Regions from separate parts of the Homo sapiens genome. Here region 2 is linked to region 1. Evidence: read pairs that join two places in POLR2A ChIA-PET (ENCODE). Cell type or tissue: A673. All regions are shown on one strand. Links, peaks and the distances in the headings refer to the core of each region. The heading gives the core; the rest is flanking DNA. Region 1 holds the start of ENAM (enamelin). Region 2 overlaps DCK (deoxycytidine kinase).

Evidence for each region. ChIA-PET counts read pairs that join two places held together with the same protein. Peaks named below come from ENCODE experiments on the same cell type or tissue, not always from the same donor. Only the 100,000 strongest peaks of a DNase experiment are listed, where the experiment ranks them.
Region 2: POLR2A ChIA-PET joins it to region 1 with 6 read pairs; 3 of 35 experiments call an interaction of 5 or more read pairs at or near these places.

The regions. Positions count from the first base shown.
Region 1 is chr4:70,626,765-70,631,170 of GRCh38, forward strand. It overlaps ENAM (enamelin), which reads left to right and starts at 1,980. Exons shown (of 9, transcript NM_031889.3): 1 at 1,980-2,200; 2 at 2,677-2,790. The coding sequence starts at 2,737. In A673, for the core only: no CTCF peak of the experiment used is centred there; no DNase peak of the experiment used is centred there.
Region 2 is chr4:71,027,246-71,031,651 of GRCh38, forward strand. DCK (deoxycytidine kinase) reads left to right here. Exons shown (of 7, transcript NM_000788.3): 7 at 2,107-3,669. The coding sequence ends at 2,133. Among named protein-coding and RNA genes, the nearest start is that of DCK, 36 kb to the left of the region's middle. RefSeq lists an enhancer at 1,533-2,033. In A673, for the core only: no CTCF peak of the experiment used is centred there; a DNase peak (open chromatin) is centred at 2,486; H3K27ac peaks cover 450 bases.

The sequences.
Region 1 (4,406 bases), core at 190-4,189:
ATGGTACATTTACACACAAATGCACAAATTCTTATATGCAATTTCTTAGGTTTCAGCTCCCAGGTTAACACATCTTATTTTAAGACTGAGAAGGGTAATGTAGAGAAAAAAATCAAAGAGATACATTAAAAAAAAAAATTTAAGCCAAATCATAAACATGTTTCACAAACAGTTGTAATTGCCTGAAGGGAAAAATAATTTACAAAATAAATAGAGATAAAGTAAAGGGGGAAAAACTCATAAAGGACTGATTTCAAAACATTTTATAGGCTGGACACAGTGGCTCATGCCTGTAATCCCAGCTACATTAGAGGCTGAGGCAGGAGAATCACTTGAACCCAGGAGACAGAGGTTTCAGTGAGCCAAGATCGCGCCACTGCACCCCAGCCTGGGTGACAGAGCCAGACTCTGTCTCAAAAAAAAAAAAAAATTATAAAGTTTGAGCTTTTTTTTTTCCTTTAAATGAAAGGAAATTTGGTAATTCTCCCAATCCAATCCAACAGTACTAAGAATTCACTCATTCAATAGCTTGGCTGGATTTTAGAAACATGAATTATTTCATGACAACTAACCACCCTTGTGGCCAAGAGAACAAGGGTAAATAGAGGAAAGTGATCAAAAGTGAGGTTTAGTGGCAACTCCCAACAACCTATATGGGTAAGGCCAAAATCAAAAATTACCCTCTACATGAATGGGCACAGGATAGGCCAGGTCATCCAGCATCAGAACTCCCATTTCACTTCCAAGAACACACTGTAGGTCACTGTCCCGTAAGTGTCCTACCATTTGCAAATTCATCTCAATGTGCACACAATATGATAAATACTACTCAGTTTCTACAAAATCAGACAAAGGCAAGCAGGTACTTGAAGCAGATTTAACTTTGCACATCTTGGATACACATAGAGTTAAAAGATAGTCCTAGCTTCATTTAAAGTCAAATATTCTAGCACATTTTTATTATTTGTGGCACGAAATATGTGGAGCAGAGAGGCACTGAGAAATACAATGCTATTTGGCCCAAAAGGAATGACACAGCACTTCTCTGTCCTTGGAAGAACAGCACCATGGGCAACCACTGGATTAACTTATATACACAATCATACCAAGTAGGAACAGGTTTTGCCATCAAGTTCATTCATTCTTGGTTTTTAAATCCCAACATTAAAATAAGCAAACATTGCCACAACAAATGTTTTCTCTTGTGAAGCCATAAGAGAACAGGAGAATCCAAGTTAAGCAAAGATAGCAAAGCTTGCTCTTGTCAATTAAAAGTGCAATTGGCCTATCTATTTGAAAGTGAAATCTTTATTATGGAAAGTCAGATTTCAGGAAAAAAATCCATAACATAACTGTTTCATTAAATTACTCAGGTCCTATTTTCATTAAGTTGTATTATCATAATAGCTGAGAGTTCATTTGCCATTGTACCCAACTCATCTAAAATTCTGAATCCCCAGTGACTGGATTATATTTGACTTCAAAAAGAACACTATGTCCTGCTAGCCTTATGTAATACAAAGTAAATCAAGTCACTGAGTTTTCACCCATGGATATAACATTCCAGTTCATTTTAATTACATATAAAATGTATATTAAGTAAATATATATATTAGCCTGCCTTTTGATGAAGGCAACTGACTTATGACAATAGCATACAGTTAATATTCGCCTTTGTTCCTGAAATATCTTTGTTATAAACATAGTTTCTATACTTTGAAAGCCAAATTCACCAAGGGAAGCATCTTCTAAATCTTACTGCTGTAAGCTCATTTTCCTGGACTGTTATTATACGTAATAAGAGACTTGACTTGACAGCTCCTATAATAACACATTCTAAATTTTAAATTCGATGTGTGTTTTTTACCTTAAACTCTTGTGATGACAAAACCATTTTCCTCAAAGCTGATTGGTTATGCAGGTCTACAACAGTGCTTAAATGGAACCTTGCTGTGCCAAGCTTTCTGACAAGGAGGAATCTTTTTATTTTGAGCCTTTTTGATACTGAACATGATATCTGAGTGAAGAATTTTTGTTTTATTATTAAGAAATAAATGTATCTTGCTTCTTGAGATCTCCCTGGCTTCAGCAATTTGTAGTTATTTCCACTATAGACCATTAAGAATATATTTCAAAGGCAAGCTAACAAAGTTCAAGTAAAAATTATTTTTTATATATTACAGCTTCTAATTGGCATTGGGTGAGTATTAGAGATTATCAACATAAATTACATATAGTGTCAAATAATGAATTTAATTCATAGATGTTGGTTAATTCTCCTTATTGCATTCCTTCTTGTTGGTTGTATAATCATTGTATGCAGACTAATCTTCTGATAAAACTTTAAACTCCTTGGTTTATTTGGTGTATTTGTTTTTCTTGTAAGTTTTTTCCAGCCTTCTTAGACCTCCTTTACTACTGTGACTTTGTACATTTCCCCATAGTGAAGTCTAGTTTTGTCAACATCGCCCTAGAAGTATCTCAAAATACAGTGCCTGTGTCATTTCCTCTCTGATTTAGCTTTCATCCTACTTTTAAAGCAACAGAAGATTAAACTTGATTTTGTGGCCCCCTAATACAGGTATGACTGGATAAAATAATTAACATGACATGTGCTGCCTTAGAACTGAAGCTTTGCTATTCATTTCATTTATTTGTTCCATTTCTATATTTTAGTTTCTTCTCAGGTTAAAGCTGTATTTTTCTTAAAGGCTTATAAAAATTTTGCTGAAAAAAATGTTGGTGCTTCGGTGCAGGCTTGGAACCTCTTTTCCTAAACTAGATAACTTGGTGAGTACTTTCATTTATTTTTGCCAATACATACAGGTTCTCAAACTAGATACTGTCAGAAATACACTTGAGAGGGCCAAACACTACTGAAATGTATCAGAAGACTCAAAGAGCATCTGCTTTCACAGATGGAATGGAAGAAGAACTTACACAGTCATTGTACTTTGTGGCAATCATTATGAGTGTTACTTTCAACTCAAAAAATAACTAATTATAGACTTTAATCACTAACTTTTAGAGATGGAAGGGATCTCAGTCATCCAACATAATATATTAATTTTACAAAAGAGAAAATGAGTTTTCTATTTGCAAATATAAAGGCTACATATATTATCAAGAATCACTGTGACAGCTACTAGAGAGATGAGATGAATGATTAAGCAAGGCAGAAATTAACCATCCAAAAGCACCCTTAAATCTTGGGCCATAATCTTAGAAACATTTAGCAAAGAAAGCTTTCACCAGTATTCTCTTTATTAGTTTCCACATATTGTTGTAACCTATACTAAACACTCTAAAATAACATTCAGCTGTTATTTTCATTCTCTATGATGTTCTAACTCTGAAAATCTTTAAATAGTAGGAAAGGTATTTACATACTACTGCTTCCTTTGTTTAATTACATTCTGCCAATTTTTCTAATGTATGAAAGATAACTGATTACACCCACAATTTAGGAAAATGTCCATTATAAAAATGCTAAAGCGTCATTTATGTTGCTCCTATAGGAAGTAAACAGAAGGGTGAGCATTGGCTCCAATTATGCTAGATAGATTTTATGTCCAGAAAAGGAAGAAAGAATGAAAGGAATGAAAACAACTGAGTGTCTACATGTTGGTTACTCTGCTAGGAAATGGACTATATCTGATATACGATGAAAATGAATCATTCTGATTAAAACCTTTTATTTTCCTCTATTGTATATGCAAATAGAAAGTTTTCTTAAGAAATTACTCAAGTAAATGTTTCAGAATAAACCTTGTTCCAAGATGTAAATACGAGACTTAATTTTACAAGTCTTTCATAATTAACTAGAGTGGGATAAATGAATGAACCCCGTTAAAAACAATCTCCAAACTTCATACATAAGTCTATATGTTTAATCAAGGTATCTAATAAAGAGATAAATTTACTATTCTGCCTATTTCCTATTTCTTCCTATTTTCCTGACCATCTTAGAGCATAAGTGATTTTTTTTTTTTTTTGAGACAGAGTCTCACTCTGTCGCCCAGGCTGGAGTGCAATGGCACGATCTTGGCTCACTGCAACCTCCTCCTCCTGGGTTCAAGCGATTCTCCTGCCTCAGCCTCCCAAGTGGCTGGTATTACAGGTGTGAGACACCACACCCGGCTAATTTTTGTATTTTTAGTAGAGACAAGGTTTCACCATGTTGGCTCAGCTGGTCTCAAGCTCCTGTCCTCAGGGGATCCACCCACCTCAGCCTCCCAAAGTGATGGGATTAAGGCGTGAGCCACCGCGCCTGGCCACATAAGTGATTTTTAAAGGAAGTGATGATGATGATAATAATAATAACAGGAACAATAGAGGAAACCAGGAAAAAAATAAGATTCTGCATATTCCAGTTTACTTAGTCTCTATATAACAGAATATTATCT
Region 2 (4,406 bases), core at 407-4,406, 400 kb after region 1:
TTTTTATGTTGGCCAAAGTCTTGAGATTAAGGGATTTTAGTTTTGAGTTTCATTTGGGATCATGTCAAGGATTAATTGACATTACTTAATCATTGAGTCATTGTCTTAATCACAGTTCATTTATTGCCCAAATCACTGGGAGTTGACTATATTCTGTTAAGTGAGTGGTGCCCATATTGATAAAGGGAATGGGTGAGAATTTATTGATGAATATTTGAGAGAGAATAGTAAGGGAATTGGTATAACAAATATCCCTATACCCATGTTGATAACTGAGTGATTAAGCTATAAAGAAGAAAGCACAATTTGGTTTAGTTTTGAGAAAAATTTGATTTTTCCTTTCTTTTGTGGCATAATGTCTGCTGTTTAATAGAGACTTGACATTCATAAGGGATATATCAAGGATTTTGAAAATCTTGACATTTTATGTAACTACTGTAGCGTATACATGTAGTTGTTTTTCCCATGGTATGAACTAAAGCTTATCTGGAAAATTCCAATGACCTCTTCATACTACTAATGATGTTAAAAATATAGGATAAATTCACTTACAATACTATTAAATGAAAAGTCAGCATTAAGTATTAACAGCCAACCATCAATTTAACTGACTTTGTAAATCACTTTTTAATTTTATCTAACACTTCTTTGTTTTGACTAAGAATCATTTCACATTATTATATTTACTTTTATTAATAATGCTAGCAGTTGACTTTCTTATTAAGGTATTTTTACAAGGCAATAATTTTTGTTTCTTGAGAATTATTGAGTAGCCTAGAATATGTAGAGAACAAGCATATTCTTACATTATGGTCAGTAGGCTAGGTTCATTGACTCCTTACATGATTTTCTGCACACACTGACATTGCAAAGTATGTGATTCACATATGTGCTTCAGAAACATGACAAATCTACTACATGTTTGATTTTCAAAGTTGCTTGAACTATTGTGCTTATTAATGTTATCAGTGTTAAAGCTGCATATGTCAGTGGTCTATGATATTTAAATGAAGAGATTATAAAATTGGTGTTACAGCTATTTTAGAACTATATCTATCTTAGATTGATAGATGCAGTGGCTCACACCTGTAATCCCAGCACTTTGGGAGGCTGAGGTGGGAAGACTGCTTGAGCCCAGGAGTTCCTGACCAGCTTGGGCAACATAGTGAGACCTCATCTCTATAAAAAACAAACAAAAACTAGCCAGACATGATGGTGTGCACCTAGCCAGGAGTTCAAGGCTGCAGTGAGCTTTGATTGCACCACTGTACTCAGCCTGGGTGACAGAGCAATAAATAACTCCTAAAATGACCTTTTAGGTCATTCATCTTTTACTACTGAAGTATTTAACAATATTTCTTTTTTTTCTCGAGACAGTCTTGCTCCGTCGCCCAGGCTGGAGTGCAATGGCACAATCTTGGCTCACTGCCATCTCCACCTCCCAGGTTCAACCAGTTCTGCCTCAGCCTCCTAAGTAGGTGGGATTACAAGTGCACGCCTCCATGCCTAGCTAATTTTTTTTTTTTTTTGAGACGGAGTTTTGCTCTTGTTGCCCAGGCTGGAGTGCGATGGCGCGATCTCAGCTCACCACAACCTCTGCCTCCCAGGTTCAAGCGATTCTTCTGCCTTGGCCTCCCTAGTAGCTGGGATTACAGGCATGTGCCACTATGCCCGGCTAATTTTGTATTTTTAGTAGAGAAGGGGTTTCTCCATGTTGGTCAGGCAGGTCTCGAACTCCTGACCGCAGGTGATCTGCCCGCCTCGGCCTCCCAAAGTGCTGGGATTATAGGCATGAGCCACTGCGCCTGGCCTATTTTTGTGTTTTTAGTAGAGATGGGGGGTTTCACCATGTTGGCCAGGCTGGTCTGAAACTCCTGACCTTAAGTGATCCACCCATCTCGGCCTCCCAAAATGCTAGAATTACAGGCATGAGCCGCTGCGCCCGGCCTTAACAATATTTCTTTGGAAAGTAAATGCAATGGCATTGTGGTAGTTACTTATACAGCTGGGGTCTTCAACTATTATATACTTTTAAATGAAGATGAATATTAGATACCTCAAATTAGTCAAGGAATTATACTGATTTTTTTTTCTTCCTTTCCTCAGGTCAAAGAGTTTTTGAGTACTTTGTGATCTTGCTGAAGACTACAGGCAGCCAAATGGTTCCAGATACTTCAGCTTTGTGTATCTTCGTAACTTCATATTAATATAAGTTTCTTTAGAAAACCCAAGTTTTTAATCGTTTTTGTTTTAAGGAAAAAAGATTTTTAAAATGAATCTTATGCAAAACTTTTTGACCAGTTTCTTTTCTTTTGTTTTTTTTTTAAAAAAGACATTTAAAGACAAAGACATTATTTCTCATAGCAGGAAATGTAGAGGTAGATGGTTCCAGTATCAGCATAGTGACTAAACTACATTATAAAAGATCCAGCTTCCTTCTGTCATTCCCCTCTTTTGTCTTCCTCAGCAGGTTGGCTTTTTTCCCTGGTGCCTCTCACTTCGTTGGTGACCAGTTTCTTAAACTGAAAGCTTTAATGTTACATAGTAAATGGTAGTGTGTCCTGTGTAAATTAGTGTACCTATTAAAAGTTGCAAAGTGGAATTAAAGGAATCCCTAGAATAAGGATTCTGAAGTTTTATTTTAAATTATTATCTTCTTAACAGTTTAGTCCCACCTCTTACTTCCTGCCTCAGTCTGCTTTCTCTACTGTCTGGATTAATTAGGCAGCCTGCTATAAAGTTAAAGTCACACATTTCTATTTTGCAAACACTGTGATTACTCTTTGCTTTGTAGTTTGCTTTGCTTTGTAGGGTTCTGCTTTTAAGTTTTTCTCTTTTTCAGACAAATTACTGATAAAAATGATATTGCTCTATATGTAATATATCCTGAAAGCATTATTTTTTGTTGAATAGGAAATAAAATTAATGAAGACAGAGGCTAGAAAGCATCCATTAATTAATGAGACACACTTAACTACTTATCTCTAAACCATCTATGTGAATATTTGTAAAAATAATGAATGGACTCATCTTAGTTCTGTATATAAATATATTTTCTTTCTAGTTTGTTTAGTTAAGGTGTGCAGTGTTTTTCCTGTGTATTAAACCTTTCCATTTTACGTTTTAGAAAATTTTATGTATTTTAAAATAAGGGGAAGAGTCATTTTCACTTTTAAACTACTATTTTTCTTTCCAAGTCATTTTTGTTTTTGGTTTCTTATTCAAAGATGATAATTTAGTGGATTAACCAGTCCAGACGCACTGATCTTTGCAAAGGAGACTTAATTTCAAATCTGTAATTACCATACATAAACTGTCTCATTATACGTATGCATTTTTTTAGTTTGTTTTTGTTTGGTATAAATTAATTTGTTAATTAAATATTTCTTAAGTATAAACCTTATGAACTACAGTGGAGCTACACTCATTGAAATGTAATTTCAGTTCTAAAAAGATGTAATAATCATTTTAGAATTAAAATTTATTCTACTTTTAAATAAATTATGAATATTAAAGGTGAAAATTGTATAAATTACTTTGATTCCATTTTAAGTGGAGACATATTTCAGTGATTTTTAGTAACCTTTAAAAATGTATAATGACTTTTAAAATTTGTAGAATTGAAAAGACGCTAATAAAAATTTATTATTTATTTGTCATGACTCAAAAGTTGTCTCAGTGTGGTGGTCATAATAGAATTGAGCCTAATGGTGGTCTGGATTATCTCTTGGATCTATTACCTATATCATGTCTTCCATTAGAATTTATTTATTGCTCTTTATAGTTTGCTCTCCTAGAAAGGTAATTAATAATACAAGACTTATTTTTCTCATCCAGAATTTTCTCTTCTGCTATGCCTAAAACTTGAAACTTATACCGAGCCACCTAGAACTTAAGTCTGTCATATGTTAAAGAACAGAGTTGTAAAATGTTTCTAAAATAGAGATATAGATGTTATTGCCTTTGAAAAATGCTAGATACATTGCAACATTAAGTCTGGTAAATAATAGCCTTCTTCATTTGACTAACTTACCTCTTCTTTTAATTTTTTTTTTTTTTTTGTTTTGAGAGAGGGTCTTGTTCTGTTGCCTAGGCCGGAGTACAGTGGCGCAGTTATAGTTTACTGTAGTCTTAAACTCCTGGGCTCAAGCAATACTGCCTCAGCCACTTAAGTAGCTGGGACTACAGGGCTTTCACCACCATGATGGCTAATTTTTTAAAATTATTTTTTGTATAGATGGGGTATTGTTGTCCAGTCTGGTCTCAAACTCCTGGGCTCAAGTGATCATCCTGCCTTGGCCTCCCAAAGCGCTGGGATTACAGGCACGAGCCATTGTGCCCTGCGCTAAAAGCTTTTTTTGAAATAGCTTTAGACTCATAAAAGTTGCAAGAATATTACAGAGTTC